Linked DNA regions of Homo sapiens: regions 2, 3, 4 and 5 are each linked to region 1. Evidence: read pairs that join two places in POLR2A ChIA-PET (ENCODE). Cell type or tissue: OCI-LY7. All regions are shown on one strand. Links, peaks and the distances in the headings refer to the core of each region. The heading gives the core; the rest is flanking DNA.

Region 1 (6,314 bases), core at 829-5,828:
GGCCAAGAGTCTGAGACCAGCCCAGCCAACATGGGGAAACCCGTCTCTACTAAAAAAAAAAAAAAAAATTAGCAGGGTATGGTGGCGCATGCCTGTAATCCCAGCTAGTTGGGAGGCTGAGGCACGAGAATCGCTTAATCCTGGGAGGCAGAGGTTGCAGTGAGCCAATAACTTGCTGCTGCACTCTTACCTGGGCAACAGAGTGAGATTCTGTCTCAAAAAAAAAAGAAGTGAATGGCATCAATCGTGAAAGGTATCACATAAATATGAAAGGTTACACAACTCTTTTAACCTATTTGCCTAGAAAAGAGTGGTAAGTAGGGCTTATTGAGTTGTTTTATTTTATTTTACTTTTTATTATTCATTTGTGTATTAATTTATTCTTTGGTGACAGAGTCTCATTCTGTTGCCAAGGCTGCAGTGCAGTGACATGATCTGGCCTCCTAGGATCAAACAATTCTTATGCCTCAGCTTCCCAAGTAGCTGGGATTACAGGCGTGTGCCACCACGCTCGGCTAATTCTTTTTGTATTTTTAATAGAGATAGGGTTTCACCATGTCGACCAAACTGGTCTGAAACCCCTGACGTCAAGTGATCCGCCCATCTCTGCCTCCCAAAGTGCTGGGATTATAGGCATCAGCCACCACGTTCAGCTAATTTTTACATTTTTAGTAGAGAGGGGGTTTCACCGTGTTGGTCAGGCTTGTCTCGAATTCCTGGCCTCAAGTGATCCGCTGGCCTCAGCCTCCCGAAGTGCTGGGATTACAGGCATAATTTACCGTGCTCAGCCATTGTCATTTATTTTGAATTTGGGAGAAGATATCACACCCATTTCTATGTTCTGGAGCAGGAAGTCTATCTTCTGGAGCAGCATTGCAGTCTAAATCACTCCTTAGTTCAGCTACATCCGAGTTCTTATCCCAGGACCAAGAAGAATAAGGAACACAGACACCACAGAGTAAGTAGAGTAGGATTTATTAAGCAAAAGGAAAGCTCTCAGCAAAGAGAGGTGCCCTGAAAGCAAGTTTTCAGAAATGGGGCTGAGTTCTGGGTCTTTTATGTGGAAGAGGAAGGAAGGAAGTCTTCTGTGGGTTCTGCCCAAAATGGGAGGGGTAAAGTTCCCTCCTAAGGGTGTTGCATCTGCACATGCCTGGGATTGGCCAGAGTGACTCCATCTTGGTTGTTACCCACGAGTGCCTAAGTGAAACCCACCAAGGGGCTAAAACCACAAAAATGTCATGTTAATGACACTATGATGAGCTGGGCCAAGGACACTTAGGTTGATTTATTCCGCCTGTGCCTAAGTTAGGACAGTCCCTTCTGAGCAACATCCTGGCATAAGGGGAAGTTCTTAACCACATTTCTTCCCATTAGCTGCAGAGGCGGTGTAGGTACGGTCCTGCTAGCGTTCTTGTGAACACTGCCCTTCTCCAGAGACCCTCCCTCTCTATCTGCCTAACCAGCCTCTAACTGCCTTCTCTCTCAGCAGGAAGTCTATCTTCTATCTTGGGATGACTTGAAAGATAACCCAATAGGAGCCCAGAACCTAGGCATCCAAGAATAAGAGAAACGAACATGTGTCAGATGGAGAAAACAGAAACTATGGACATCAAAAGGCTAAATTAGGGCCAGATATCAAGGTCACACTGGTGCTTTTAGGAAAGTGAAGTGTAAACAGCTGAGAGTAGAACTACAATGTAGATGAGGAAGCAAAAATGCTTAGTATAGGGAAAGCGCAGAGGCAGAAAGGAAAATAGAACCCACAAGAATTGTATTTTTTCTTCTTCCTTCTTCTTTCCTATTTCTCAATAAATACTTACAGAATACCTATAAGGCTTCATTAAGTATGTAAGCACTAAGAATATTTAATATGTGTCATGAAGAGTGATCTTCAAGTAAACATGACTCACATGCATCTGGTGATCTTCCTAACCTGTGTAAAACCCTTCCATTTGTTGAATTTGGCACCAAAGGCTCTTAAAGGCCATTTGTTGGGAATGTGTGGATAATAGGCTGACTTACATCTGTACTGGAAAAACTCTATCTTTGCCTTTGGAGAATTATGGACGTTTGGTTTTTTACCTTTAGCGGATAGAAGGGCAGCAAGATTTGTCATGTGCTGTTTAAAATCTGAATCTGGGCCAAGCGCAGTCACTCACACCTGTAATCGCAGCACTTTGGGAGGCCGAGGCAGGTAGATCACCTGCCAGGCCTCTGTCCAGGTCAGGAATTTGAGACCAGCCTGGCCAACATGGTGAAACCCTGTCTCCACTAAAAATACAAAACCTAGCCAGGCGTTGTGGTGCACGCTTGTAATCCTAGTTACTCGGGAGGCTGAGGCAGGAGAATCGCTTGAATCCAGGAGGCGAAGGTTGCAGTGAGCTGAGATGGCACCACTGCACTCCGGCCTGGGTGATAGAGTGAGACACCATCTCAAAAAAAATAAATAAATAAAATAAATAAAAATAAAAACTGAATCTGGGAAACCCCAGGGTCAATTTCTTTACTGATGGTTTTAACAAGTTAGATCACCTGACTTGATTATGTGGCCAAAGGGACAGAAAACCCAGCTGGAAACTTCTGCTTTACCGCTGTGCGTGCGCGCACATGTGTGTGTGTGTGTGTGTGTGTGTGTGTGTTTTCTCTTTTCCCCCTACACTACACAGAAGTAAGTTAGCCTCTCCTGAAGCCAAGTTTCCTTGCACTTGATAGGTCAATCTGGTGATGAAGTCGCATCCCACCATAACGACCCTGGGGAATTTGTGTTTATTGTTGTTTTAAGCTACTATGTTATTGGCTAATTTATTTTTTTTATTTTTATTTATTTATTTATTTATTTGAGACAGAGTCTCTCTCTGTCACCAAGCCAGAGTTTAGTGGTGCAATCTCAGCTCACTGCAATATCCACCTCCCGGGTTCAAACGATTCTCCTGCCTCAGCCTCCCAAGTAGTTGGGATTACAGGCGCATGCCCAGCTAATTTTTGTATTTTTAGTAGAGATAGAGTTTTATCATGTTGACCAGGATGGTCTTGATCTCCTGACCTCGTGATCTGCCCACCTCGGCCTCTCAAAGTGCTGGGATTACAGGTGGGAGCCACTGTGCCTGGCTGTTCTGGGCTAATTTTCTATGCAGCAATAGATAGATAGCTAATTAATCAAGGTATGAATCTGGGTATCTGGATGAAATAAGGCTGAATAGTACCTTTATTTTGTGTTTCAGAGAGTTTGTACAGCCCCTCACCCCTGCACCCTACACAACATAAAAGTTTTGGGATGGGTGAGAAGTCTGCCTTATTTTGTATGCTAGGAGAAGGGGGACTGGAATACTAGCAGACCATAGACACATTCCCAGGTAGGTCAATTTTACGGAGTGCAAATGGAAGCTGAGACTCAGAAATTGGTCCTTTCAAGCTGTTCCTGCCCATGTACATCATAGAAATTCTTCAAGTTCCCCCAAGGGTACACATCGCAATTTGACCACCATTGGAGAGGAGGTGCTATGCCATTTTGGGAAATGCTTTAAACAGGAAACAGTGCATGTGATTAAATAAACCCTATTCAGAAAGGTTCCAGTAGATTCAGTTTCTGCTTCTTAGGCTACACTCAACACGGAAAGCCATCAGAAACTAGGGTCAAGGCTCAGGCAGGTCTCCTTGGGACAATAGAACACATCATGCATTGGCCCTGCCTCCTGCCTTTGAAGTTTCTCTTCCCTGAGAGGTGGAAGACGGGTGTCAGATTGCATGGTTCGTTTTAGAGAACGTTATTTTTTCTAGAATAACTTCCTGGTAGTGTGTAGATTGTGTGACAGAGAACTTCTAATTGTTTCTCTCTTCCTCATACACATTTACCAAACACAGAACATCTTGTCCTTCACACATTTCACATGGCAATTCTGGATACATTTAGTCAACATAGGACATTTCAAGACATGATTCTACAATGGCTATTTCACCAGTGCATAATCACATTTTTTTAATCTTCTTTTTTTTTTTTTTTTTTTTTGAGACTGAGTCTCGCTCTGTTGCCCAGGCTGGAGTACAGTCACTCCATCTCTGCTCACTGCAACCTCTGCCTCCCAGATTCAAGTGATTCTCATGCCTCAGCCTCCTGAGTAGCTGGGATTACAGGCATGCACCACCATATCCAGCTAATTTTTGTATTTTTAGTAGAGAGAGGGTTTCACCATGTTGGCCAGGCTGGTCTCCAACTCCTGACCTCAGGTGATCTGCCCACCTCAGCCTCCGAAGGTGCTAATAGCTGACTTTTTATTTATTTTTTGAGATGGAATCTCACTCTGTCACCAGTGCAGTGGTGCAATCTTGGCTCACTGCAACCTCTGCCTCCCAGGTTCAAATGATTCTCCTGCCTCAGCCTCCCGAGTAGCTGGGACTACAGGCGCCCGCCAGCACGCCCAGCTAATTTTTTGTACTTTTAGTAGAGACGGGGTTTCACGATGTTGGCCAGGATGGTCTGGATCTCTTGACCTCGTGATCCGCCTGCCTTGGCCTCCCAAATTGCTGGGATTACAGGCGTGAGCCACTGCGCCTGGCCAATAGCTGACTCTTAATAAAGGACGAAGATAGCACTCCTTCTCAGCTGTCTGCAGTTCTTTATATATTGGTTAACTCTCATGGCTTCAATTACCACCTGTGCATCTATAACAAGATGCCAAAAGTGGCTGCTTCTGTTGAATCAAAATCAAGGACTAACGTCAAAAGCCGAGGCAAAGAAGAACCAAGAAAGATATGTTTTAAAGAGAGCCACCCATCACTGGAGCTAGATTCTACCCCTGGGTTTACTAACGAACAGCAGAATGAGCCTTATTCATGGCAGCTTTCACCCTATCCTCAACTCCCGTCTATAGAAAAGAGGCTGGGGAGAAGTGGAGCAGACAGAGGAAATGAGAGTTGCCCTTGGCCATGTGGTATTTCTTTCCTTCACAAAACTAAGTGAGGGTGGCCAGACGCGGTGGCTCACACCTGTAATCCCAGCTCTTTGAGAGACCAAGGTGGGCAGATCATTTCAGGCCAGGAGTTCAAGACCAGCCTGGCCAAGATGATGAAACCCCGTCTCTACTAAAAATACAAAAAAATTAGCTGGGCATAGTGGCACATACCTGTAATCTCAGCTACTCGGGAGGCTGAGGCAGAATTGCTTGAACCCAGGAGACGGAGCTTGCAGTGAGTCGAGATCTCACCACTGCAGTCCATCCAGCCTGGACTACACAGCAAGACTCCGTCTCAAAGGAAAAAAAAAAACCAAAAAACAAAAAACTAAGTGAGGGAGAAGCCTCCAGTAGAAACGCTGAGAGAGACTGGGGGTGCCTGCAACAAGTAGACAGGCATTTCTTTTTTTTTTTTGGAGACAGAGTCTCACTCTGTTGTCCAGGCTGGAATGCAGTGGCGCGACCTTGGCTCACTGCAAGCTCCACCTCCCGGGTTCACGCCATTCTCCTGCCTCAGCCTCCCGAGTAGCTGGGACTACAGGCACCCGCCACCACGCCTGGCTAATTTTTTTTTTTTTTTTTGTATTTTTAGTAGAGACGGGGTTTCACTGTGTTAGCCAGGATGGTCTCAATCTCCTGACCTTGTGGTCCACCCGCCTTGGCCTCCCAAAGTGCTGGGATTACAGGCGTGAGCCACCACGCCTGGCTGCATTTCTTTTCTTTTTTTTTTTTTTTTGAGACAGAGTCTTGCTCTTTCACACAGGCTGGAGTGCAGGTGCAGTGGCACGATCTCGGTTCACAGCAACCTGCAGCCTCCGCCTCCCGCGTTCAAGTGATTCTTCTGCCTCTGCCTCAGCCTCCTGAGTGGCTGGGATTACAAGCGCCCGCCACCACGCCCAGCTAATTTTTTGTATTTTTAGTACAGACGGGGTTTCATCATGTTGGCCAGGCTGGTCTCGAACTCCTGAGCTCAAGTGATCCACCCCCCACCCCTCAGCCTCCCAAAGTGCTGGGATTACAGGCGTGAGCTGCCACGCCCGGCCAGACAGGCATTTCTTGCCTCAACTGAACCTTGGCTTCGAGATGGCAGCACAAGAGAGAGGGCAACCTTGGAGTAGTTGCTGCTGCTTGCTGGTTGGGTGGCAGGGATACACATGTTTTCTTGGACCTTAGCTGGCCCCAAGACATAGTTGGTCAGGTAAGGGAACTCCAGCAGTAAGAGTCAGAGGCTAGGCAGGGTGTGGGTGGGGTGGAATGGGAGTCAAGAAAATGAAAGCCAGATTTCACCTCAGTGTGGTAGAGGAAATAATGAAGTTGACTCTATCCCCGCCTCCTGACCGCCACCTCTTTTGGTTCCTCAAGCTG
Region 2 (6,314 bases), core at 404-5,403, 56 kb before region 1:
AGATACTGACTTTTCATGTTAATAGCAATGCTCCCATAGATATTATATTGCATCCCAGAACTTTTCAAATCTGTAGTTCCACCTAAAATTTTATCTAGTGAATTGTTACTTACTGCCTAGGTGCCAACCAGTACAGCAGTGCGTCTTCATCTTACTTAGACTTCAGAGCCTCCCACTGGCTGTAATGGATGAGCATGCACCCAAGCTCCCCTTCCACCACTCTGCTTGCTGGCATATGAGAGTGCTCTCCTCTGCAGGGTCCTGAATCTTGATTCTCATTGGCTACTAATATGTAATGGCTTTTGCTCAGTGCTGTTGTGACAATCACCCTGTTGGCCTTCTGTGTCTAGGAAGAATTACAGTCACTACCCTAACGAGCTCAGAGTCTCAATTTGCAGAAGGCCTGTCATTGAACATAAAATGAATTTTGAGCCATTGAGAAGACTTTCTGCTTTTCTTGAGCCAGTGGTTGAACAGTGTAATCCCAGGTGTGCCTGTAATCCTTGGTCTTTGGGAGGCCAAGGCGAGAGGATCACTTAAGGCCAGGAGTTTGAGACCAGCCTGGGCAACATGGGAAAACCCCATCTCTACCAAAAATACAAAAAAAATTAGCTGGGCGTGGTGGCGCACAGCTGTAGTCCCAGCTATTCAGGAGGCTGAGATGGAAGGATGGTTTGAGCCCAAGAGGCAGACATTGCAGCGAGCTTAGATTGTGTCACTGCACTCCAGTCAGGGCAACAAAGCCAGACCCCGTCTCATAAAAATGGCTGGGCATAGTGGGTCATGCCTATAATCCTAGCACTTTGAGAGACTAAGGCAGGAGGATTGCTTGAGGCCAGTAGTTAGAGACCTGTGTGGCTAACTTAGTGAGACCCTGTCTGTTTTGTTTTTTTTTTTTTTGGAGACAGAGTCTTGCCTTGTCACCCAGGCTGGAGTGCAGCGGTGGGATCTTGGCTCACTGCAACCTTTGCCTCCTGAGTTCAAGTGATTCTCCTGCCTCAGCCTCCTGAGGGGCTGGGACTACAGGTGTATACCACCACTCCCAGCTAATTTTTGTATTTTTAGTAAAGATGGTGTGTCACCATGTTGGCCAGGCTGGTCTTGAACTACTGACCTCAGGGGACCTTCCCACCTTGGCCTCCCAAAGTGTTGGGATTACAGGCATGAGCCACCATGCCCGGCTCCCATCTGTATTTTCAAAAAAAATAAATAAATAAATGACAGTATGGCCTATTCTATTCTATTCTATTCTATTCTATTCTATTCTATTCTATTCATTTGAGACAGGGTCTTGCTCTGTCGCCCAGACTGGAATGCAGTGGCGTGAACATACCTCACTGCAGCCTCAATCTCCTGGGTATAAGTGATCCTCCTATCTCAGCCTCTAGAGTAGCTGGAACTATAGGCATGTCCCACCGTGCCGGGCTAATTTAATTTAAAAACTTTTTTTACACAGACAGGGTCTCGCTATATTTCCCAGGCTGGTCTCAAACTTCTGGGCTAAAGCCTCAGCCTCCCAAAGTGCTGGGATTATAGGAGTGAGCCACTGTACCTGGCTCTATTTTATTTATTTATTTATTTATTTTATTTTATTTATTATTATTTTTTTTTGAGACGGAGTCTGGCTCTGTCATCCAGGCTGGAGTGCAGTGGTGCGATCTCAGCTCACTACAAGCTCCGCCACCCAGGTTCACGCCATTCTGCTGCCTCAGCCTTCCGAGTAGCTGAGACTACAGGCGCCTGCTACCACGCCCAGCTAATTTTTTGTATTTTTAGTACAGACGGGGTTTCACCATGTTGGTCTGGCTGGTCTTGATCTCCTGACCTCGTGATCCTCCTGCCTCGGCCTCCCAAAGTGCTGGGATTACAGACATGAGCCACCGCGCCCGGCCCTGGTTCTATTTTAAATAAATAAATACATGAAACTAAAACACAATTGGAACTTTATTTGCTCTTTGATGACCCTTCATAGCACCTCAATTTCTCATGGCATGCCTCTTGCTTGGTTTACATCATAGAATTTCTGGCATAATAGGCCGGGCATGGTGGCTTACGCCTGTAATCCTAGCACGTTGGGAGGCCAAGGCGGGTGGGTCACCTGAGGTCAGGAGTTCGAGACCAGCCTGGCCAACATGGTGAAACCCCAACTCTACTAAAAATACAAAAATTAGCCAGGAGTGGTGGTGGGCACCTGTAGTCCCAGCTACTTGGGAAGCTGAGGCAGGAGAATTGCTTGAACCTGGGCACAGAGGTTGCAGTAAGCCAAGATCACGCCACTTCACTCCAGCCTGGGCAAAAGGGCGAAACTCCATCTCAAAAAATATAATAATAATTTCTGGCATAATCTCAGAAGATTCGGCCAGGCATAATGGCTCACTCCTGTAATCCCAGCATTTTGGGAGGCCGAGGCAGGCGAATCACTTGAGGTCAGGAGTTCGAGTCCAGCCTGGCCAACATGGTGAAACAATGTCTCAAAAAGAGGGAGACTCTGTCTCAAAAAAAAAAAAAAATCTCAGAAGATTCTTAGAAATTTCTTACCACTGTTAAAAGAAAAAAACTTCAGCTGAGTTAAATGTAAAGAAGTTTAGCTAAACAATGAACAATTTGCGAATAGGGCAACCCCCAGAATCACAGCAGATTCGTAGTGAATCCAGCGTAGCTACCTGGTGGAAGAAGATTTATGGACAGCAAAATGAAAGTGACGAACAGAAAACAGAAGTGAAGTACAGAAACAACTGGATTGGTTACAGCTTGGCATTTGCCTTACTTGAACACAGTTTGAACATTTGGCTACATTTGATTGGCCAAAACTCAGTGATTGGCACGGATGTGGGCTGTATACCTCCACTTTTTACAGTTCATGATGTACAGAAAAACCTGTAGGCCAAACTTAAACATGTGAGAAGGCAGCTTTAAGCTAAACTTGATTTAAACCCACCTTGTCTCAGTTCTCCTGGTTTCCAAATTATCTTCTGGCCTCATTTTCTTCCCTAGCTCAGAAATATAGTGACTATCCATCACTATTTCCAGCATTAACGCCTTCAAATCTCTTAGTCTTCTGTTTCACTTGTGCTATAATCATCCAGACGACAACAGACCTAGCTAAAGAACATATAACATTAGGTTTCACATCTGACAAATATGTGATCTGCAGTGGACATATGCTCATTTTTGCTCACCATTATCCAGCCTCCTTTCTTTGGCAAAACCATCTTAATCTGCACCATGCTGTATTCCAGTCTTGGAGGCAGCTCCCCAACTAAGAATATGCCTCTAGCTAAGCCAGACAGTGTCTCCCCACCATCCCCTCTCTCTGGAATTGGACTCTGGGGTGGAGTGATCCAAAGATATTAAGCAATATACAGGCAGCTATGTCCTAAATAATCAATCTATTCATTTCTACTACTGAGGCCTGTGAAATGCTTTGGTTTTGTTTTTTACATATTGGTTCATTAACCTCCCCCTTTGTTTTGCCCCTCTTGTTTCCACATATTTTTCCAATGAAATCCCTTTTATCTTGTGATAAAAGTGATTTGCTGTTGTTTGCAACTACAAAACCCTAACTAGCGGTGGCAGCTTGTATTAGTGATTTAAATCCTGCATAATCAGGAAAATTATATTTACATATTAAGATGTCATGAGGAGCAAATGTGAAAAGAAACTCAAGGGGTCTAGTATGCAATAGCCACAATAAATCCATGCCCTCTAAAATCAGGTGAACCTCCAACACAGCTTGGCAGTCTTTTTATTTGGTCTGGGCCATCTGCTTCACCAAATCCCCTCGGAGGGTTTTACAAACATTTACAATTTTCTTCAGGCTGCCCACTCTATCTCTACCTCAATCTCAACAGCCTGTCTGGAATGTTACAGGTGAACATCAAGGAGATAGAGATACCATGTTTGCAGAATCTCAGAAGGCTTTTTTGATCTTGTGATTCATGCCAGGGTCATGATGTCTTAAAACTAGGTTTGCAAGAATACACTTTTGAAAAAACACATTAGGACATTGATTAGAATCGCCTTACCAATACCTGCATCCTATAAGTGTTTTGCAATACTCAGAGTGGCTCAGTGGAGTGAGTGAGGTTGTAATCCGAGCTGCTACTGAAATTCTTCTTTATAATTTGATAGTGTTGGACTTGAAGGTCCCATCTGGTTACACAGTAATTTACCACTTTACTGTGGGTTCTGGTACGCCAAAGAAGGCAGTACTCTCCAGTCTTTGTTTAAACAACTCTAGGATCAGAATGTTCCTGGTTTGTCCTGGTACCAGAGACACTGTTTGAAATTGTTTGTGTCTTCTTTTCAGTCAATCATTCAAACGTTCAAACATCGAGATTACATGCATCTACAAAAAATGTATGTATGTCTTAATTATGAAAGCATTCTCAACATACCAAACTACAAACATATCAGCCATAAATTTCTGCAATCTCAATATATATAAAGTAGCACTATGAGATGAAAGAATGTTGATCAACTTGAAAAGATAGTTTTGGGGTATCCAGAACCAAAGCCTCCAACCTTTCTCATTGATTTCTGGATAAGGAGGCCTCCTTTATGTATTTTTTCTTTTTACCCTCTTTCTTTCCCTTCCTTCCTCCCTGCCTTTATAAAGCTACCTAAACAATCTAGGACTAGCATTAAGTTTGTTGGACATGGCATTTTTCTCAGTACAAATATTTCAATTTTTCTTCCTGTTTAAAAATTAATTTTATTATATTTATTTTTAAATTTATTTATTTATCTATTTGAGATGGATTCTCGCTCTGTTGCCCAGGCTGGAGTGCAGTGGTGCAATCTCGGCTCACTACAACCTCCACCTCCTGGGTTCAAGCTATTCTCCTGCCTCAGCCTCCCGAGTAATTGGGATTACAGGTGTAAACCACCATGTCTGGCTAATATTTTGTATTTTTAGTAGAAATGGGGGGGTCTCACCATGTTGGCCAAGCTGGTCTTGAGCTCCTGACCTCAAGTGATCCGCCTGCCTTGGCTTCCCAAAGTGCTGGGATTACAGGTGTGAGCCACCATGGCTGTCCCCTGAATTTTTTTTTTTTTTTTTTTTTGAGACGAAGTCTCGCTCTTGTCCCCTAGGCTGGAGCATAATGGCGCGATCTCGGCTCACTGCAATCTCCACCTCCTGGGTTCAAGCGATTCTCCTGTCTCAGCCTCCCCAAGTAGCTGGGATTACAGGCACCTGACACCACGCCTGGCTAATTTTTGTATTTTTAGTAGAGACGGGGTTTCACCATGTTGGCCAGGTTGGTCTCAAACTCCTGACCTCAGGTGATCCGCCTGCCTCGGACTCCCAAAGTGCTGGGATTACACGCCTGAGCCACCGCGTCAGGCCGAAAATTTTTAACGTTTAGAAACCCACGTTTCTAGCAGAGCGTGGTGGCACACATCTGTAGTCCCAGCACTTTGACTGGGTGAGGCTGGTGGATCGCTTGAGCCCAAGAGCTTGATACCAACCTGGGCAATACAGTGAGACCTCACCTCTATAGTTGAAAGAAAGAAAAAAAGAAGGGCAGGGTAGGGCAGCGGAGGGGAGGGGAGGGGAAGGCAGGGGAGGGGAGGGATGTTTCCTTGGATGAAATGTGTTTCTTCTTGTGGTCCCCGACCAGTTTTAAACTTTAGAACTGTGGCACTACTAACTGGCTTCTAGGCAGCCTCTTCCACTTAGATGGGTTTGAAGTACAGAAATGATTTCATCAGCCTGACCATTGAGGCTCTAGAGATTCAAGCATGTGGAGAAGTTCTGAGTGCTCAATCTCAATGCCAATCATTTCACTGGTGAAAATAAGGTTCATAGCTTGAATAAGAGGAAACATCTATCCACCTGACATCAGGTTTTGTTCCTGATTAAGGATACATTTTGATACTGGAGTGCTGGAAAGGGAAGATTGTGGTCCCTTTAAACAATACAAAAGGGAGGAAGGGAAGTGCTGGATAGAGAAAGGTGTGGTCCCTGCCTAGGGCTCCACCCCCACGGACCTAGGTGAGGACAGGCATTTCCGGCCCAAATGTTGCATTTCCCAAGACCATCCTGGCCTGCCACGCCCCCATCCTGGGCCTGTAAAAACCAGAGACCCTGGCAGGCAGACACAGTGGCTGGACATTGTGAGGAAGGCGTTGGTGGAAGAAGATGCAAGTGGCTGGTCGTTGAAAGGAGCACACCAGGAGAAAAGCATATCAGCAGGCACCAGCATACCAGCAGGCACCAGCACGTCGGCAGGCCATCGACTGGTGGGACGCCACCGGCAGGCGGGAGGAGGTGCAGTTTGGCCGGGACAGTCGGAGGAGAGCCAGGGCTG
Region 3 (6,314 bases), core at 857-5,856, 100 kb after region 1:
ACTTGAACCTGGGAGATGGAGGTTGCAATGAGTTGAGATCATGCCACTGCACTCCAGCCTGGGCGACAGAGTGAGACTGTCGAGGCAGCGAGCAAGGTGAACCCACTGGGTGGTTACAAGATGGCACAGAGTTTATAAGTAGAAATTCTCTTGACTGCACAGCTTTCCATAGTCTAGCAATGTGCCCTTGGGAAAATGTATTCATCTCTTCGAGCTCAATGTCTTCACCTGTACAATGGTGTTCTGGTGAAGATCAAGTGAGATAAGGCACACTTAGCAAAATGCCTGGCACATGGCACAAAATTTTGTATTCCTCTTCAGATGTTTATTTCATAAGTATATGGACTCCTACTATCAGTCAGTTTGACCAGAGAAACATAAACACTATGAGTAACAGAGTATGGTTTACGATAGAGATTATGAGGATTTATCATAGGGATTAGAGTATAGACAGTTGTGGGAGCTGTTGGAGAGGTCTACACAAGGCTGTCGCCTTGGGTTGTGGGTTGTGTAGGGTCTGAAGTCACCCAGGCTGGCAGTCAGGAAGGCTGAATGTAAAGTAGGGAAGAGCAAGACTTGGGATCCATATGGATAGACTAGAAATCACAAGGACAAGCAATGACATTGGGCGACCTGCAGGAGAAGCTGTTGCCCTCTGCCACAGAACCACCCAATCACCTGGCCCAGGTCTAAGAAAAGCTGAAGGAGGAGATATGGTAGGAGCTTGAGGGGCCGTGGATACCACCGTGTAGGGAAAACTCTCCCTAACTGTGTTTTTCCCCTACTCTCACACCTCAACAATCAACACAGAAGACTTCTGTGGCCATGTGTTGTGTGGTTTTTTTTTCTCACATACCAAGCTGTGAAGAGCATGTGGGTACCCTCTAATTCTGATGCTATCTACCCAGAGATAGTGTCAGATGCTACAGGTTGAGGGCTCAGTACCCAAGACTGCCCCCTCACACAAACCAATCACAAGCCTGCGCCTCTGGAACTTCTGACTGGCTTCAAGTTGAGGTTCCCATGACCCCCTCTTTGGGTTCAATTAATTTGCTGGAGTGGCTCACAGAACTCAGGGAAACACTTACTGATGTTTACCTGTTTATTATAGAGGATATTGCAAAGGATATAGATGAAGAGATGTGTAGGGTGAGGTTTGGGGGAAGGGGCATAGAGCTTCCACACCCTCCCTAGGTGCACCATCCTCCAGGAATGTCCGCGTGTTTGCTATACAGAAGCTCCCTGAATCCAGTCCTCTTGGATTTTTTGTTCGTTTGTTTTGTTTTGTTTTGTTGAGATGGAGTCTCACTCTGTCGCCCAGGCTGGAGTGCAGTGGCATGATCTCGGCTTGCTGCAGCCTTCGTCTCCGGGGTTCAAGTGATTCTCCTGCCTCAGCCTCTCAAGTACCTGGGATTACAGGCACGCACCATGACATCCGGCTAATTTTTGTATTTTTAGTAGAGACAGGGTCTCACCATGTTGGCCAGGCTGGTCTCGAACTCCTGACCTCAAATGATCCGCCTGCCTCGGCCTCCCAAAGTGCTGGGATTACAGGCATGAGCCACTGAGCCCGGACCCTCTTGGGTTTTTATGGAAGCTTCATGATGTCAGCATTTCTTCCCCCAGGGTGTACAAGGGTCTTAAGACCCACAATCAGAAAGGAGGGAAACATTAGTGTCCTGCCTTGAGGCAGGTGAAAGGAGGGCAAGAGAAGCTCAAAGGCCCGCCTCCGAGGTCTGACACACCCCATATTACAACAAGACTGTACCAAGGCAGGGACCATGGATGAAAACCAATATACATCATAATGCCACCCTGCCCCACCCCAGCAAGGCCAGCTAGGGAATCAGCAACAATAACGCCTCACTGCAATAACGCCTGCCACTATAGCCTTACTTTCAGCACAAAGAAAATGGCAGATGCTTCACTTGTGGCTTCTAAAACTTGTTCATGTTTCTTCTGTGGTCAACTGCAACTCAGAATCATTCAGGGAAGGAAGCTGGGACACTTAGTTTGAATTTATCTAAGTCGACAGAGTACAAAGCCATCACACTTTTGTATTACTTATAACCCTGGCTACTTTAGTCTGAAACTAAAAACTTGGAGGCAAAAAACACACAGCATAACATTCAGACTTTTTAAGCCCAAGACTTTTATTTTGAAATTCGGGGACTTCTTTTTTTTTTTTTTTGAGACGGAGTTTCGCTCTGTCGCCATCTCGGCTCACTGCAAGCTCTGCCTCCCGGGTTCACGCCATTCTCCTGCCTCAGCCTCCCGAGTAGCTGGGACCACACGCGCCCGCCACCACGCCTGGCTAATTTTTTGTATTTTTTCAGTAGAGACAGGGTTTCGCCGTGTTAGCCAGGATGGCCTCGATCTCCTCATCTCGTGATCTGCCTGCCTCAGCCTCCGAAAGTGCTGGGATTACAGACGTGAGCCACCACACCCGGCCCGAAATTCGGGGACTTCTAACAGCAAAGCCAGTTACCTTCTCATTTCTGTGAGATGAATTCATAGTGAAGGAGTGAAGGATGTGCCACTCCAAAATCTGCTGAATTAGTATACTGATTATTTAAGCTAAAGACACTTTAGAAACTGTAGTTGCAGAAAGGGCGAGCTAGCCAGGCATGGTGGCACACGCCTGTGCCACAGCTACTCCGAAGGTTGAGGTGGAAGGATCACTTGAGCCCAGGAGTTTGAGGTTGCAGTGAGCCGTGATCGTGCCACTGCACTCCAGCCTTGGCAAAAGAGTGAGACACTGTCAAGAAGAAAGGAAAGAAAGGGCCAGGTGCGGTGGGTCATGCCTCTATTCCTAGCACTTTGGGAGGCCAAGGCGGGTGGATCGTTTTTGAGCTCAGGAGTTCAAGACCAGCCTGGGCAACACAGTGAAACCCCATCTCTACAAAAAATACAAAAATTAGCTGGGTGTGGCGGCATGCACTGTGGTCCCAGCTACTCGGGAGGCTGAGGTGGGAGGATTGCTTGAACCCGGGAGGCAGGGAGACACAGGTTCCAGTGAGTCAAGACCATGCCATGCTGCTGCACTCCAGCCTGGGAGACACAGCAAGACCCTGACTCAAAAAAAAAAAAAGAAAAAGAAAAGAAAGTGAGAGAGAAAGAAAAAAAGAAAGAGGTAGCTGACCTGTCCTTTTCTACCTGTTACAATCCATAAAAATTCCTTTGAGGAGAATGCTTCTTTGTACCAGGGTGAGAAAACAACCCCTATCTCCAGAGACTGGGAACTGATGCTCCAACAGGCCTGTATAAATAAACTTACTAAACTAACCCTTATCTTCCACTAGCTTTACACCTCTCCATAAATCTCCTAGTGACTGCCCTAGAATTTACTACTCCGGCCCAGATCCCTTTGTCTTGTCATTTCTTCACAAATTTATCATTCTTTATCTGAAAAGTAAAAAATCTTCCTACTTTTGTCATTTCTTTGAGTCTTCACTCTCTTGTGAGGGTCCCCATGTACATGCAAAAATTAATAAAACATGTATGCTCTTCTCTTTTTGATGTCTTGTGTCAATTTGATTTCTGGACCCTACTTAAGAAAGTCCTACTTAAGAACTAAGATGAGTAGAGGTGACTTTTAGGCCCTCCTACAATAGTTCAGAAAACAACAAGTATGGTGGTGGTGCTGGTAGTCCTAGCTACTTGGGATGCTGAGGTGAGGAATCACTTGAGCCCGGGAGTTTGAGGTTGCAGGGGAGCTATGATTGCACCACTGCACTTCAGCCTGGGCAACAGAGCAAGACCCTGACTCTTAAATTTAAAAAAAAATTTGTTTGCTTCAAAAGATGTAATTTTGAATGAATTATATATCGCACTAAATAGAAATTTGTTCAGATAAAAACTATCAAACTCTTGTGCAGATTTGGCCTGAGGGATGGCGGGATCTGAGCAAATCTCAGTGGGTTGTGACAGCGTGTGTGGCTTGATAGTTTCCTTGTTTGATTCTCACATAGTGCCCACCCACAGACAGCTTTTTTTTTTTTAAAGATGGAGTTTCGCTCTTGTCACCCTGCTGGGTTCAAGCGATTCTCCTGCCTCAGCCTCTGAGTAGCTGGGATTATAGGCACCCGCCACCACACCCAGCTAATTTTTGTATTTTTAGTAGAGACGGGGTTTCACCATGTTGGCCAAGCTGGTCTCGAACTCCAGACCTCAGGTGATCTGCCCACCTCTGCCTTACAAAGTGCTGGGATTATAGGCATGAGCCACTGTGCTGTGCCCAGCCAATTTTTGTATTTTTAGTAGAGACAGGGTTTCACCATGTTGGCCAGGATGGTCTCGATCTTCTAACCTCGTGATCCACCCACCTCAGCCTCCCAAAGTGCTGGGATTACAGGCGTGAGCCACTGTGCCCAGACAGCAGAGTAGTTTCTTGATGGCCAGGGGTGCTGTCTTAATTTGGAACTGGCTGGAAACCCTGTTGCTGATCATCTGAAGCTTGATGGTCTCTAGGCGAGAGAAAATGAATTTGGTTAAAAGATTTAATGGGAATTTCAGGGGTGGATACCTATGCTGTCAGGGATATTATAGGAATGAATTAAAACATTCTGTTGGCCGGGCGCAGTGTCTCACACCTGTAATTCTAGCACTTTGGGAGGCAGAGGCGGGTGGATCATGAGGTCAGGAGATCTAGACCATCCTGGCTAACCCGGTGAAACCCTGTCTCTACTAAAAATACAAAAAATTAGCCAGGGTTGGTGGTGGGCGCCTGTAGTCCCAGCTACTCAGGAGGCTGGGCGTGAACCCAGGAGGCAGAGCTTGCAGTGAGCCAAGATCACACCACTGCACTCCAGCCTCGGCGACAGTGCGAGACTCCATCTCAAAAACAAAACAACACAAAACAAAAACAACGTTCTGTTTAGGCCGGGCGTGGTGGCTCACGCCTGTAATCCCACCACTTTGGGAGGCCGAGGCAGGCGATCACAAGGTCAAGAGATCAAGACCATCCTGGCCAACATGGTGAAACCCTGTCTCTACTAAAAATACAAAAATTATCTGGACGTGGTGGTGCGTGCCTGTAGTCCCAGGTACTCAGAGGCTGAGGCAGAAGAATCACTTGAACCCGGGAGGCGGAGGTTGCAATGAGTGGAGATCACGTCTCTGTGCTCCAGCCTGGTGACAGAGCAAGACTCCTTCTCAAAAAAAAAAAATTGTTTAATTACTACAAAGGAAGTGATTCCAACCGTTTGAAAGATGGAAATCAATCTGCAAAAAATATAAAAACATGGCTACTGTTATCCAGCCTACAGTAACGATGCAACAAAACACCAAGGAAAATTGGTAGGCTTCTTCTTCTCTTTTGGCTGCCTTCTAAACAGGTACTTCAGGGCTTCCACAGGTTCACAGTGTAGTGGATGATGGGAACTTCAGGTTCCAGGTCTGGGGCTTCAGGTATCGCAGACTTGATCCTTGAAAGATGTATTGAACGATCTAATCCCAGTCCTTTGACCACAGAAGGTGTGGCCATTACCACTGAAAATGGTCCTTTCCATTTGGGTTGCAATTGTTGAGCAGGTGATCCCTCCTTGCATGTTTTAACAAGTACCTTATCCTGACTTGATTTTGGGTTACTGGTTAGTTCCCAGTATAGGGAGCCTTTGAGTTCCAAACTTTTGTAAAGCCTGCTGAAATTGACCTAGGTTAGCTAGGTATTTTACTAAACTGGCTGTTTCTGAATCAGTAATTAGATCATTAGTGAAGAATGCCCTTCCGTATAACATTTCCTATGAGCTTATATTAATTTCTGCTCTAGGGGTATTACAGGTCCTTAAGAAGGCTATGGGCAGTAGGCTGACCAAAGTTTCTAATGTTTCCTGACATAGCTTAGATAACACTCATTTTAGAGTTTGGTTAGCCCTTTCTACTTTCCTGGAGGATTGAGGCCTTCATGCTGAATGTAAATAGTATTTGATTCTATGATGGCTAATATTGAGTGTCAACTTGATTGAAGGATGCAAAGCATTGTTCCTTGGTGTTATCTGTGACAATGTTGCCAAAGGAGATTAACATTCCAGTCAATGAACTGGGAAAGGCAGACCCACCCTCAATCTGGGTAGGCACAATCTAATCAGCTGCCAGTGCAGCCAGAATAAAAGCAGGCAGAAGAATGTGGAGGGATTAGACTGGCTTAGCCTCCCAGCCTACATCTTTCTACCATGCTGGATGCTTCCTGCCCTTGAACATCAGACTCCAAGTTCTTCAGCTTTGAGACTCAGACTGGCTGCCTTGCTTCTCAACTTGCAGACGGCCTATTGTGGGACCTCACCTTGTGATTGTGTGAGTCAATACTCCTTAAT
Region 4 (6,314 bases), core at 587-5,586, 460 kb after region 1:
TTGACCTCCCAAAGTGCTGGGATTACAGGTGTGAGCCACAGCGCCCGGCCTTTCTCGTTTCTTAAAATAATTTTATAATGTTCCGTTCAATGGATGCATGATAATGTGTTCCCCAAATAGCAAACGTTTAGACTGTTTCCAATTTTTTGTGTAAGTATACATGGATTTGTTTCTGTTTCTATTTACTTCTATGAAAACATACTTAAGAATGATTTTTAGATGTTGAATTGCTGGGTAATATATATGTGCTTTTAAGTTTTTGACAGATACCACTAAATTGCCATTCGAAAAAATGCAGTAACAATTTACACCCCATGAGGTGTTTTTATTATTATTTTTAACTACCAGGACTTTACACCTTGTAAAATCTACAATAAGAGAGTTATATATTGACTGTTTACTCTGTTGTTTCAGAACAATGAGATGGTGGAGCTACAGAGAATACGGATGAAGGATGAAATCCGAGAATATAAGTTCCGGGAGGCACGGCTCCTTCAGGACTATACTGAATTGGAAGAAGAAAATATCACATTGCAGAAACTAGTGTCCACGTTGAAGCAGAACCAGGTAAGGTTTAAGAAATTTTTTGTTATACTGAAGATGGATCTACATCTTCTGACCACTAGGGTTAAATCTCCAAACTTGTCAGAATTTATTGTTACTCTTTTATCTTCTCTCTATAACATTTATGTACTGCAATGTCCCAACCCTCCTATTTCAGCTAAAATATAGAAGGAAAAAATACACCTGTAAGTAGTATAGTGTACACTAAAGTTTTATTGAATAAGAAAAAGAATTTTAGTTTTTATTTTAGCTCTGTGTTCATTTATTTCATAAGTCAAATGTATCGTAACAAATTTAACCTGACAACTTCTCATTAAAAGCCTGAGTCTTAGCCGGGCATGGTGGTGTGTTCCTGTAATCCCAGCTACTTGGGAGGCTGAGGCAGGAGAATCACTTGAACCCAAGACGTCAAGGTAGCAGTGAGCCCAGATTGTGCCACTGCACTCCAGCCTTGGTGACAGAGTGAGACTCCGTCTTAAAAAAAAAAAAAAAAAAAAAAAAAGCCTGGGTCTGTAAGCTTGTCTATGAGCTTAGGGTCTCCCTACAATCACTGGTCTCTCACTCCCTTAAAATTTTTTCTGTAAATTGCTTTCAAATCGTAGAGGGGAATGGATTATGAAGTATAAATCAAGAAGAGCAAAATTATAAGAAAAAGAGGCCGGGCGTGGTGGTTCATGCCCGTAATCCCAGCACTTTGGGAGGCCGAGGCGGGTGGATCACCTGAGGTCAGGAGTTTGAGACCAGTCTGGCCAACATGATGAAACCCCGTCTCTACTAAAAATACAAAAATTAGCCAGGCATGTTGGTGGGTACCTGTAATCTCAGCTACTCAGGAGGCTAAGGCAGGAGAATTGCTTGAACCCAGGATGCGGAGGTTGCAGTGAGCCGAGATTACACCACTGCACTCCAGCCTGGGTGACAGAGTGAGATTCCGTCTCGAAAAAAAAAAAAAAAAAGAAAAAGAAAATGCCTGTTTTCTTTTTCAGCTGTAACCTGACTACAAAGATTACATTCGTACATTTAAATGATTTTTTTGCTGTAATGGGGGTTTGATAGCTTAATTTTCCTGATTGGTTTGCATTGTGGATTTTCAGAACTATTAATAATTATTGAATCTGTAATTTTAGAAGAATTTATTTATGAATACAGTTGAATCGAGTAGTTAATTAAGCAAAGGTGAATTGGATGTTCGAGTTCTTTTCAAGGTGCTTCCTCAGCGACACCTCTATTCTGGTCTAAACGCTGTTGCCACCTCTCAGTTCAGATCAACAGCCTATGTGCCAGGTGCTGTGCTAGGTTGGACAGACACAAGAATCCATAGGGCATGATTCTTGTCCTCTGTAAACTTAGAAGCCAGCCCAGATGTATGCTTTTACCTCACTCCCTTCCTGAGTTGGTATCTACATGATACACTGATTGATTGATTGATTGATAGATATAAGGGTTAAGAGGGAAAAGAAAAAAAATCCAGAAGAGAAAAATCCATGTAGTGGCACAATTAAAATTTGATTTCTTTTTTTTTTTTTTTGCGACAGAGTCTTGCTGTGTTGCCCAGGCTGGAGTGCAGTGGCATGATCTCAGCTCACTGCAACCTCCACCTCCTGGTTCAAGCAATTCTCCTGCCTCAGCCTCCCGAGTAGCTGGGATTACAGGCATGAGCCACCACACCCAGCTAATTTTTGTATTTTCAGTAAAGACAGGGTTGTACCATGTTGGCCAAGCTGGTCTTGAACTCCTGAGCTCAAGTGATCCGTCCACCTCAGCCTCCCAAAGTGCTGGGATTACAAGCACGAGCCACAGCGTCTGGCCAAAATTTGATTTCTGATCATTGCCACTTCCCCCAGATTTGGAGTGCTGGGGGGAAGGCATGTAAGGGGACAGTTTCAGTCCATCAAAAAAGGGCTACTGGAGTATCCCCATGTGTTTCTGCCTCATTCCTTCCGTAAGCACTGAATCCCCATATGTGTGCTGAGGGCTGGCCATTCCAGAGGCTCCCCAGGTCTTGATTTGGCTGGGATAAGTGAGCTCACAGTGGAGAAATGTAGACTTAGAAAAATACATTTGTAAAGATGCTTCTCGAATACTTTTTAAAATAAGAAGGGGTTTTTTTTTGTTTTTTTTTTTTTTTTTTGAGAGACGGAGTCTCGCTCCGTCACCAGGCTGGAGTGCAGTGGCGCGATCTTGGCTCACTGCAACCTCTGCCTCCTGGGTTCAAGCGATTCTCCTGCCTCAGCCTCCCGAGTAGCTGGGACTACATGCATGTATCACCACGCCTGGCTAATTTTTTATATTTTTAGTAGAGATGGGGTTTCAACGTGTTAGCCAGGATGGTCTCGATCTCCTGACCTCATGATCTGCCCGCCTCAGCCTCCCAAAGTGCTGAGATTATAGGTGTGAGCCACCACGCCTGACCTAAGAAGGGTATTTTCTTGTGGTCCTTTTTTTGGTTATTGATGAAACACATAGAGGATTTGAAACAAATTTACTTGAAGTGCAACTATTTAAAGTGGCCCTTCCTTCCCGATTCCTACACTCCTCACTGCTCTCTAGAGCATGGTGAGAGCACGATCAGCAGCCTCCCTGGAGAGCCTTCCCTGACCGCATGTGGAGACTGATGGACTCAGGAGGTTAATGAAGGCCAGTATTAGATATTCTTGAAAGACTGCCAAGGTATCCCTTGAGTATTCATTAACCCAGATGCCGGTTCTGGGAGAATTTGTACTGTCATTCCTGTTGTGAGTTTCCCCATGCCCTTCTCCCAGTAATTGAAACATGGAATCCAATGGTTAACTCAGAAGTTTTTTAAAAAGGAGGGGGGACTTACACATTTTTTATTTCCAACATGCCATATGCTAATTTTCCCAATTAAGTATCTAATTAATTCATTCAAAATCATTTTCTGCACAGAGCACCATTCTGGTTTATTCCCTGAAATTGGGGGAACTGAAATGCCACAAGTCTCTCCCAGCTAAGAAAATGCTGTGTTTGTTTCCAGTAGTAACTGATCTTTCTTTATAGATGCTAGCATCTATCATAAACTCTCTCTAATCAATAAAGTTTTTTGGTTTTTTGGGGTTTTCTTGAGACAGGGTCTTGCTCTGTCACCCAGGCTGGAATGCAGTGGCTTAATCTCGGCTCACTGCAACCTCCGCCTCCTGGTCTTGTGACTCGGCCTCCTGAGTAGCTGGGATTACAGGCGTGTGCCACCATGTCCAGCTAATTTTTGTATTTTTAGTTGAGACAGGGTTTTGCCATGTTGCCCTCCCTATGTTGCCCAGGCTGGACTCAAGTGATCGCCCACCTCTGCCTCCCAAAGTGCTGGGATTACAGGCATGAGCCACCATGCCCGGCCCTAATTAATGAAGTGTTAAGTACAATATTGTATGTACAAATGCCACAGAGTTTTTTAAAGAGATGACAATGAGTAGCATTCGGTCACAAAATTGGACTGTGTTACTTTGTACTGAAGTTCCCAATACGTTGTATAGTCCTTCAGCCTGGTTTGATGTTTCTCTAAACAGCAAAGCTACTACCATTTTAAAATGCTTAGTTCAAAGAATTTTCCCTTCTGAAGTATTATTTTTCTTTTAGTTATTTATTATTTTCTAAGTACAGTGTAATTATTGTTTAAAAAACACCTCTTACTTTCTATAAAGAGTCTATTTACATTCCATTTCCTTCCATTAACATATAGCACCTACGATAGAGCCTGATCCACAGTAGATATTAAATAAATACTTGTTGAAAGAATAAGAAAACTGGCCAGGCACGGTGGCTCATGCCTGTAATCTCAGCACTTTGGGAGGCTGAGGAGGATCACTTGAGTCCAAAAGTTTGAGACCAGCCTGGGCAACATAGGGAGACCTCATCTCTACCAACAACAAAAAAAATTAACCAAGTGTGATGATGCACACCTGTGGTTCCAGCTACTTGGGAGGCTGAGATGGAAGGATTACTTGAGCCTGGGAGGCTGAGGCTGCAGTGAGCTGTGATCACACCTCTGTACTCCAGCCTGAGCGATAGAGTGAGACCCTGTCTCAAAAAAAAAAAATGGGAAAAAAAAAAGCAACAATTCAGTCACACTTCTAATATGAAACATTTCCTCCAATGTCAGGTAATAATATATAAGAATATCACCCTGGGTGCAATGGCTGATGCCTGGAATCCCAGCACTTTGGGAGGCCGAGGTGGGCGGATCGCGAGGTCAGGAGTTCGAGATCAGTCTGGCCAACATAGTGAAACCCTGTCTCTACTAAAAATATAAAAAAGAAATTAGCCGGGCGTGGTGACAGGTGCCTGTAGTCCTAGCTACTCAGGAGGCTGAGGCAGGAGAATCGCTTGAACCCAGGAGGCGGAGGTTGCAGTGAGCCGAGATCACGCCACTGCACTGCAGCCTGGGTGACACAGTGAGACTCCGATCCACCTCAAAAAAAAAAAAAAAAAGAGGCTGGGCATGGTGGCTCATGCCTGTAATCCCAGCACTTGGGGAGGCCGAGGCGGGCAGATCACCTGAGGTCTGGAGTTCGAGACCAGCCTGACCAACATAGAGAAACCCCGTCTCTACTAAAAATACAAAATTAGCCGGGCGTGGTGGCACATGCCTGTAATCCCAGCTACTAGGGAGGCTGAGGCAGGAGAATCGCTTGAACCTGGGAGGCAGAGATTGCAGTGAGCCGAGATCATGCCATTGCACTCCAGCCTGGGCAACAAGAGTGAAACTCCATCTCAAAAAAAAAAAAAAAAAAAGAATATCATAAGGTAATATCATAAAAGACCTAGGAAATGTATTCAGTTGTTTTATTTCATTTAACCGGTATTTCAGGGGTATCTCTCTATGAGATCATGTACTTTTTAGAGACAAAAGATACAGTCACTGGCTCAAAGAGCTTGTAGTCCCAATAGGGACTCCTAGCAATTTGTGTAAATGAATATTAAAGCCACATGTTAGGTTTGGCAACACAGGGATAGATTAAGATCTTTAGAGTTCCTAAGCTCTGAAAGGATTATGATATCTAACCTTGACCGTCATGTAGTTAAAAATAAAGTTATTAAACTATGAAGTTGCCATAAGGAATCCTAATAAAGCACTTATTTTTCCTATGGTGACTGCTTTGATGTTGTCTTTAAAATATCAAACACCAGTTTTTAAGCACCTTCTTGTTCCGTTTCTTGCTTCCTCTGCTTTGCTGGGGCTCTAATCACATGGTGCAGCCTTACAACAACGGCACAGAAAGGAGTGATGAGTTTGCCTCAGTGGGCACCAAAGACTTCAGTTAGGATGAGATTCTTAACTTAGGTGTTAAAAGAGGAATAAGAGTTTTCCAGATGACAGCCTTTTCCCAGGCGGAGAAACATGAAACAGCTGGGTGAATAGTAGGAGCTTGTACCACATTTGAGTGAGTGGTGTGAGTGAAGCTGCCCAGACAGAAAGAGATCAGGGCCAGGCACGGTGGCTCACACCTGTAATCCCAACACTTTAGGAGGCCAAGTCACGAGGATCACTTGAGTTTGAAACCAGCTTGGGCAACATAGTGAGACCTCGTCTCTACAAAAAAACAATTTAAAAAATGAGGCGAGAGGATGACTTGAGTCCAGGAGGTTGAGGCTCCAATGAGCCATGATTGTGCCACTGGACTCCTGCCTGGGTGACATAGCAAGAGATCGGGTCTTACAGGAAGTCTAGGCCATCAATTGAATAAATACTACTGAATTTTAAACTCTGCAGTGCAAACTAAATTAATGTCTTCAAG
Region 5 (6,314 bases), core at 740-5,739, 400 kb after region 1:
CGCCACACTGACTTCCACAAGGGTTGAACTAGTTTACAGTCCCACCAACAGTGTAAAAGTGTTCCTATTTCTCCACATCCTCTCCAGCACCTGTTGTTTCCTGACTTTTTAATGATTGCCATTCTAACTGGTGTGAGATGGTATCTCACTGTGGTTTTGATTTGCATTTCTCTGATGGCCAGTGATGGTGAGCATTTTTTCATGTGTTTTTTGGCTGCATAAATGTCTTCTTCTGAGAAGTGTCTGTTCATGTCCTTCACCTACTTTTTGATGGGGTTGTTTGTTTTTTTCTTGTAAATTTGTTTGAGTTCATTGCAGATTCTGGATATCAGCCCTTTGTCAGATGAGTAGGTTGCGAAAATTTTCTCCCATTTTGTAGGTTGCCTGTTCACTCTGATGGTAGTTTCTTTTGCTGTGCAGAAGCTCTTTAGTTTAATTAGATCCCATTTGTCAATTTTGTCTTTTGTTGCCATTGCTTTTGGTGTTTTATACATGAAGTCCTTGCCCATGCCTATGTCCTGAATGGTAATGGCTAGGTTTTCTTCTAGGGTTTTTATGGTTTTAGGTCAAACGTTTAAGTCTTTAATCCATCTTGAATTGATTTTTGTATAAGGTGTAAGGAAGGGATCCAGTTTCAGCTTTCTACATATGGCTAGCCAGTTTTCCCAGCACCATTTATTAAATAGGGAATCCTTTCCCCATGACTGCTTTATTTCTGCATTAGACAATAAGAAGGGGCCGAAACTTCTGGCCTGATATGACAGTGACATCAACCTCTTGTGTAGTAGCCTGTCATTAAGCCAGCGCCAAATGGAAAATTAAATGGAAAATGGCAGAGAGCATTGCCCAGGACATAATGTAGAAATGGCAACTCTGGCACTGACATAGGTTTAAAAAAATTATGTTTTAAAAGTAATCTTGCTGGGAGGCCAAGGCGGGCATATCACTTGAGGTCAAGAATTCGAGACCAGCCTGGCCAATATGGTGAAACCCCATCGCTACTAAAAATACAAAAGTTATGTTGGCATGGTGGCGGGCACATGTAACCCCGGCTACTCTGGAGGCTGAGACAAGAGAATCGCTTGAACCCAGGAGGAGGAGGTTGCAGTAAGCTGAGATTGTGCCATTGCACTCCAGCCTGGATGACAGAGCAAGAGTCTGTCTTTAAAAAAAAAAAAAAAAAAGTAGGCTTACACATATTCCCTTTACTGTTTTTCAAGGTCATTACATTTTTATCTGTTATTGTTCACCATTTAAAAATAAGCAGTGGAAAGCAGCCTACTTTTTAAAATGCGGAACTCGTATGGTGTACTTAGCATATATATAAGGATTTCTGTCCTCTCTCTTGCCTCCCTCCCTCCCGTTCTTCCCCCTTCCTCCTCCTTCCTTCCTTCCTTCCCTCCCTCCCTCCCCTTTCCTATCTTCTGAGTAGGGTCAAACACCAGTTCTCTACTTCTCGGACCATAAGAATAAAGATCTGTGCACAATCCATTTTGTACATATTGATTCTTGGACTAAAAATAGCTCAATTTGGTTTCAAACTTTTTCTCCCACCCTAAGTTCAGGTTTTGTTCCTTGTGCAGCCTGGTAGGCGGGCAAGTAATGCATAGTCAGCATTCCATCTGGGATGCTTACTGGACAATTTTAATCTTTTTTTTACGTCTTGACCTCTATTTCCAAAGAGCATCCCAGTTGGCAGGTCTAGCCTGATTAAGATTCTGTTCAGGCATTTAATTCTCCTAAGGGAATTTACAGATTAATCTAAAAATCAAGGATACCAGAATCTACTCAGGACTTAACTTCTTGAAGGTTATAGGAAACATATACTTGAGCAACCTAATGAATGAGCTTAGTGATATCGTAATGAATTTTTATATATACCTCAAATTACACTTTTTAATGCATATCCAACAAAAATATTTTTAAAAACAAATACTGTAGACCTAACTGGATTAGCTGTATTAGTAGATCCAAATTTAACTTTCAATTTGAATTAAGTTAGAACACTATGGATCTCATAAGGCAGGCTATATATTGATTACCTAGTTAGCCAGCTTCCATATCACCACTTGTTCAGGAACATTAAAAGTACTTTTTTAGAAATAGTTTTCTGATATATTTTTGGTTTCACTAAGACAGCTTTTTAAAAAGCAAAATTAGGCAGGGCGTGGTGGCTCACGCCTGTAATCCCAGCACTTTGGGAGGCCGAGGCGGGCAGATCACCGGAGGTCGGGGGTTCAAGACCAGCCTGATCAACATGGAGAAACCCCATCTCTACTAAAAATACAAAATTAGCCAGGTGTGGTGGCTCATGCCTGTAATCCCAGCTACTTGGGAAGCTGAGGCAGGAAATCACTTGAACCTGGGAGGCGGAGGTTGTGGGGAGCCAAGATCGCACCACTGCGCTTTAGCCTGGGCAACAAGAGCAAAACTCCGTCTCAAAAAAAAAAAAAGAAAGAAAGAAAGAAAGAAAGAAAAGCAGAATTATAACTAAACACCACTTTTTTTTTCTTTCTTTTTTTTTTTTTTTTTCTGGAGTTAGAGTCTCTCACTCTGTTGCCCAGGCTGGAGTGCAGTGGCACAATTTTGGCTTGCTGCAACCTCCACCTCCTGAGTGGAGGTTACTCAGGCAATCCTCCTGCCTCAGCTTCCTGAGTAGCTGGGACTACAGCCATGTGCCATCACACCTGAATAATTTTTATATTTTTTGTAGAGACAGGATCACCCCATGTTGCCCAGGCTGGTCTCAAACTCTTGGGCTCAAGCAGTCTGCCTGCCTCAGCCTCCCAAAGTGCTGGGATTACAGGTGTGAGCCACTGTTGCCAGCCTAAACATCTCGTCTGAGGCTATCACAATATATACTATTCTCCAGCCTACAGTAGATTATAGACATCTAGAATATAAAAATTTGTTTCCTGATAGGCTTGGCACACAATATTCCTACAGTCCTTTGAAAACACACATATTAACAGAGTGACAATATTTACAGGCAGAATTACTCATGTGTCTTATTGTAGCTTACAGGAGAGTGTGTCTGTCTAAGAATGGGGTAGAGGTTGGTTTGTAAAAACAGGTGTCCCACAAGCTTTCTTGGATAGTTAACTCAGTAGTTAGAATGAAGGATGTAAAATAACCTGTCAGGATAACACCTGCTCTCTTGCCCTCAACAATTAATGATAATGAAACTAGGCCTGAAGAGGAATAAAAATCTTGTATCATCTTTGAATTAGTCTTTTGTTGGTCGTGCGTTCCAATGAAATGATGTTTCACAACCTTTTCTTCATTATCATCTCTGAAAAGATCCTTTATGGCTATTTTTTTTTCCTAGTTGCCACAAAATTAAACACAGGCATACTGTGTCTTACTGTGCTTTGCTTTCTTGCTCTTGGAAGATATTGTGGGTTTTTTTTTTTACAAATTGAAGGTTTGTGGCACCCCTACATTGAGCAAGTCTACTGGGACCATTTTCTTTTCAACAGCATATGCTCCTTTTATGACTGTGTCACATTTTGGTAATTCTTACAGTATTTCAAACTTTTTCTTTTCTTTTTTTTTTTTTTTTTAGACAGAGTCTCGATCAGCCACCCAGGCTGGAGTGCAGTGGTGCGATCTTGGCTCACTGCAACCTCCGCCTCCCAGGTTCAAGTGATTCTCCTGCCTCAGCCTCCCAAGTAGCTGGGACTATAGGTGCATGCCACCACACCCAGCTAATTTTTTTGTATTTTTAGTAGAGACAGGGTTTCACCATGTTGGCCAGACTGGTCTCGATCTCTTGACCTCGTGATCTGCCCTCGGCCTCCCAAAGTGCTGGGATTACAGGCGTGAGCCACTGCGCCTGGCCCAAACTTTTTCATTATTGTTATATCTGTTATGGTGATCTGTGATCACTGTCTTTGGTGTTACTATTGTAATTGTTTGGGGATGGCCTGAACTGCATCCATATAACACTTAATTGAGGCCAGGTGTGGTAGTTCACGCCTGTAATCCCAGCACTTTGGGAGGCTGAGGTGGGCAGATCGTGAGGTCAGGAATTCGAGATCAGCCTGGCCAACATAGTGAAACCCCATCTCTACTAAAAATACAAAAAAATTAGCTGGGTGTGGTGACGCACACCTGTAGTCCCAGCTACTTGGGAGGCTGAGGCAGGAGAATCGCTTGAACTGGGGAGGCGGAGGTTGCAGTGAGCCAAGATCATGCCACTGCACTCTAGCCTCAGTGATAGAGCAAGACTCCATCTCAAATAATAATAATAATAAAGACTTAATTGATACTTAATCCATAAATGTTGTATGTGTTCTGAGTGCTCCACCCACCAGCTATTTCCCATCTTTCTCCTCCTCCTCAGACCTCCCTATTCCATGAGACACAACAATATTGAAATTAGGCCAACTAATAGCCCTACAATGGCTTCTACATGTTCAAGAGAAAGGAGGAGTTGCACATCTCTCACTTTAAATCAAAACATAGAAATGATTATGCTTAGTGAGGAAGGCATGTTGAAAGCCTAGATAGGTCAAAAGCTAGGCCTATTGTGCCAAACAGCCAAACTGTGAATGCAAAGGAAAAGTTCTTGAAGGAAATGAGGAGTGCTATTCTGTTGAACACACAAATGATAAGAAAGTGAAACAGCCTCATTGCCGATATGCAGAAAATTTGAGTGGTTCTAGATAGAAGATCAAACCAGCCATAACATTCCTTTAAGCCAAAGTCTAATTCTTTTTTTTTTTTTTTTTTTTTTTTCAGAGTCTTGCTCTGTTGCCCAGGCTGGAGTGCATTGGCACAATCTCGGCTCACTGCAAGCTCTGCCTCCTGGGTTCACGCCATTCTCCTGCCTCAGCCTCCCATGTAGCTGGGACTACTGGTGCCCGCCACCATACCCGGCTAATTTTTTTGTATTTTTAATAGAGACAGGGTTTCACCATGTTAGCCAGGATGGTCTCGATCTGATCTCCTGACCTTGTGATCTGCCCGCCTCGGCCTCCCAAAGTGCTGGGATTACAGGTGTGAGCCACTGTGCTTGGCCACCAAACCCTAATTCAGAGCAAGGCCCTAACTCCCTTCAATTCACTGAAGGCTGAGAAAGGTGAGGAACTTGCAGAAGGAAAGCTTGAAGCCAATGGGTTGGTTCATGAGGTTTAAGGAAAGACACCATCTTCATAACATAAAAGGGCAAGTAAACAGCAAGTGCTGATAGAGAAGCTGCAGTAAGTTATCCAGAAGATCTAGCTGAGATCATTGGTAAAGCTGGCTTCACCAAATAACAAATCTTCAAATGTAGATGAAACGACTTTGTATTGGAAGAAGATGCCTTCAGGCTAGGACTTTCATAGCTGGAGAGGAGAAGTCAATGCTTCAAAGTTTCAAGGGACAGGCTTTTGTCCCTTGGGCTCTTGTTAGGGGCTAATACAGCTTGTGACTTTGAGTTGAAGGCAATGCTCATTGAACATTCTAAAAATCCTAGGGCCCTTAAGAATGATACTAAATGTACTCTACTTGTACTCTATTAATGAAACAACAAAGTCTGAATGACAGCACGTCTGTTTATAGAGTGGTTTATCAAACGTTTAAAGCCTGCTGTTGAGACCTACCACTCAGAAAAAAAGGTTCCTTTCAAAATATTACTGCTCATTGACAGTGTACCTGGTCACCCAAGAGCTCTGAAAGTATAAGGAGATGACTGTTGTTTTCATACCTGCTAACACAACATCCACTGGGCAGCCAATGGATCCAGGAGTCATTTTGACTTTCAAGTCTTATTATATAAGAAATACATTTTATAAAGATATAGCTGCTGTAGATAGTGATTCCTCTGATGGATCTGGGCAAAGTCTATTGAAAACCTTCTGGAAAGGATTCACAATTCTAGATACTGTTGGGAGGAGGTCAAATTATCAACATGAACAGGAGTTTCGAAGAAGTTGATTCCAAACCTCATGGTGACTTTGAGGGCTTTAAGACTTCAGTAGAGCAGGCTGGGCATGGTGGCCTATAATTCCAGCCCTTTGGAAGGCTGAAGCGGGTGGATCACAAGCATAGAGTTCAAGACCAGCCTGGGCAACACAGTGAGACCCCCATCTCCTAAAAAGGATTTTTTTTTAAGACTTCAGTAGAGGAAGTACTCGTAAATATGGTGGAAATAGCAAGAGAACTAGCATTAAGAATGAAGCTTAAAGATGTGACTGAATTGCTGTAATCTCATGATAAAACTTGAATGGATGAGGAGTTGCTTCTTATGGATGAGCAAAGGAAATGATTTCTTGGGAGGGAATCTATTCCTGGAGAAGACACTGTGAAAGTTGTCGAAATGACACCAT

What was found. Peaks named below come from ENCODE experiments on the same cell type or tissue, not always from the same donor. Only the 100,000 strongest peaks of a DNase experiment are listed, where the experiment ranks them.
Region 2: POLR2A ChIA-PET joins it to region 1 with 5 read pairs; 5 of 35 experiments call an interaction of 5 or more read pairs at or near these places.
Region 3: POLR2A ChIA-PET joins it to region 1 with 6 read pairs; 3 of 35 experiments call an interaction of 5 or more read pairs at or near these places.
Region 4: POLR2A ChIA-PET joins it to region 1 with 22 read pairs; 1 of 35 experiments calls an interaction of 5 or more read pairs at or near these places.
Region 5: POLR2A ChIA-PET joins it to region 1 with 8 read pairs; 3 of 35 experiments call an interaction of 5 or more read pairs at or near these places.

The regions. Positions count from the first base shown.
Region 1 is chr12:31,831,746-31,838,059 of GRCh38, forward strand. No RefSeq gene overlaps it. Among named protein-coding and RNA genes, the nearest start is that of H3-5, 43 kb to the left of the region's middle. In OCI-LY7, for the core only: no CTCF peak of the experiment used is centred there; DNase peaks (open chromatin) are centred at 1,316 and 3,656; H3K4me3 peaks cover 808 bases; H3K27ac peaks cover 1,382 bases.
Region 2 is chr12:31,776,085-31,782,398 of GRCh38, forward strand. It overlaps LOC107984470 (a long non-coding RNA gene), which reads right to left. Exons shown (of 3, transcript XR_001749065.3): 2 at 4,026-4,348; 3 at 2,978-3,102. Among named protein-coding and RNA genes, the nearest start is that of H3-5, 13 kb to the right of the region's middle. In OCI-LY7, for the core only: no CTCF peak of the experiment used is centred there; no DNase peak of the experiment used is centred there.
Region 3 is chr12:31,931,603-31,937,916 of GRCh38, forward strand. No RefSeq gene overlaps it. Among named protein-coding and RNA genes, the nearest start is that of RESF1, 25 kb to the right of the region's middle. In OCI-LY7, for the core only: no CTCF peak of the experiment used is centred there; no DNase peak of the experiment used is centred there.
Region 4 is chr12:32,293,580-32,299,893 of GRCh38, forward strand. BICD1 (BICD cargo adaptor 1) reads left to right here. Exons shown (of 10, transcript NM_001714.4): 3 at 415-567. Among named protein-coding and RNA genes, the nearest start is that of FGD4, 100 kb to the right of the region's middle. RefSeq lists a silencer at 4,988-5,159. In OCI-LY7, for the core only: a CTCF peak has its summit at 671; no DNase peak of the experiment used is centred there; H3K27ac peaks cover 1,416 bases.
Region 5 is chr12:32,232,157-32,238,470 of GRCh38, forward strand. All of the region lies in intron 2 of BICD1 (BICD cargo adaptor 1), which reads left to right. Among named protein-coding and RNA genes, the nearest start is that of BICD1-AS1, 130 kb to the left of the region's middle. In OCI-LY7, for the core only: no CTCF peak of the experiment used is centred there; a DNase peak (open chromatin) is centred at 3,095; H3K27ac peaks cover 861 bases.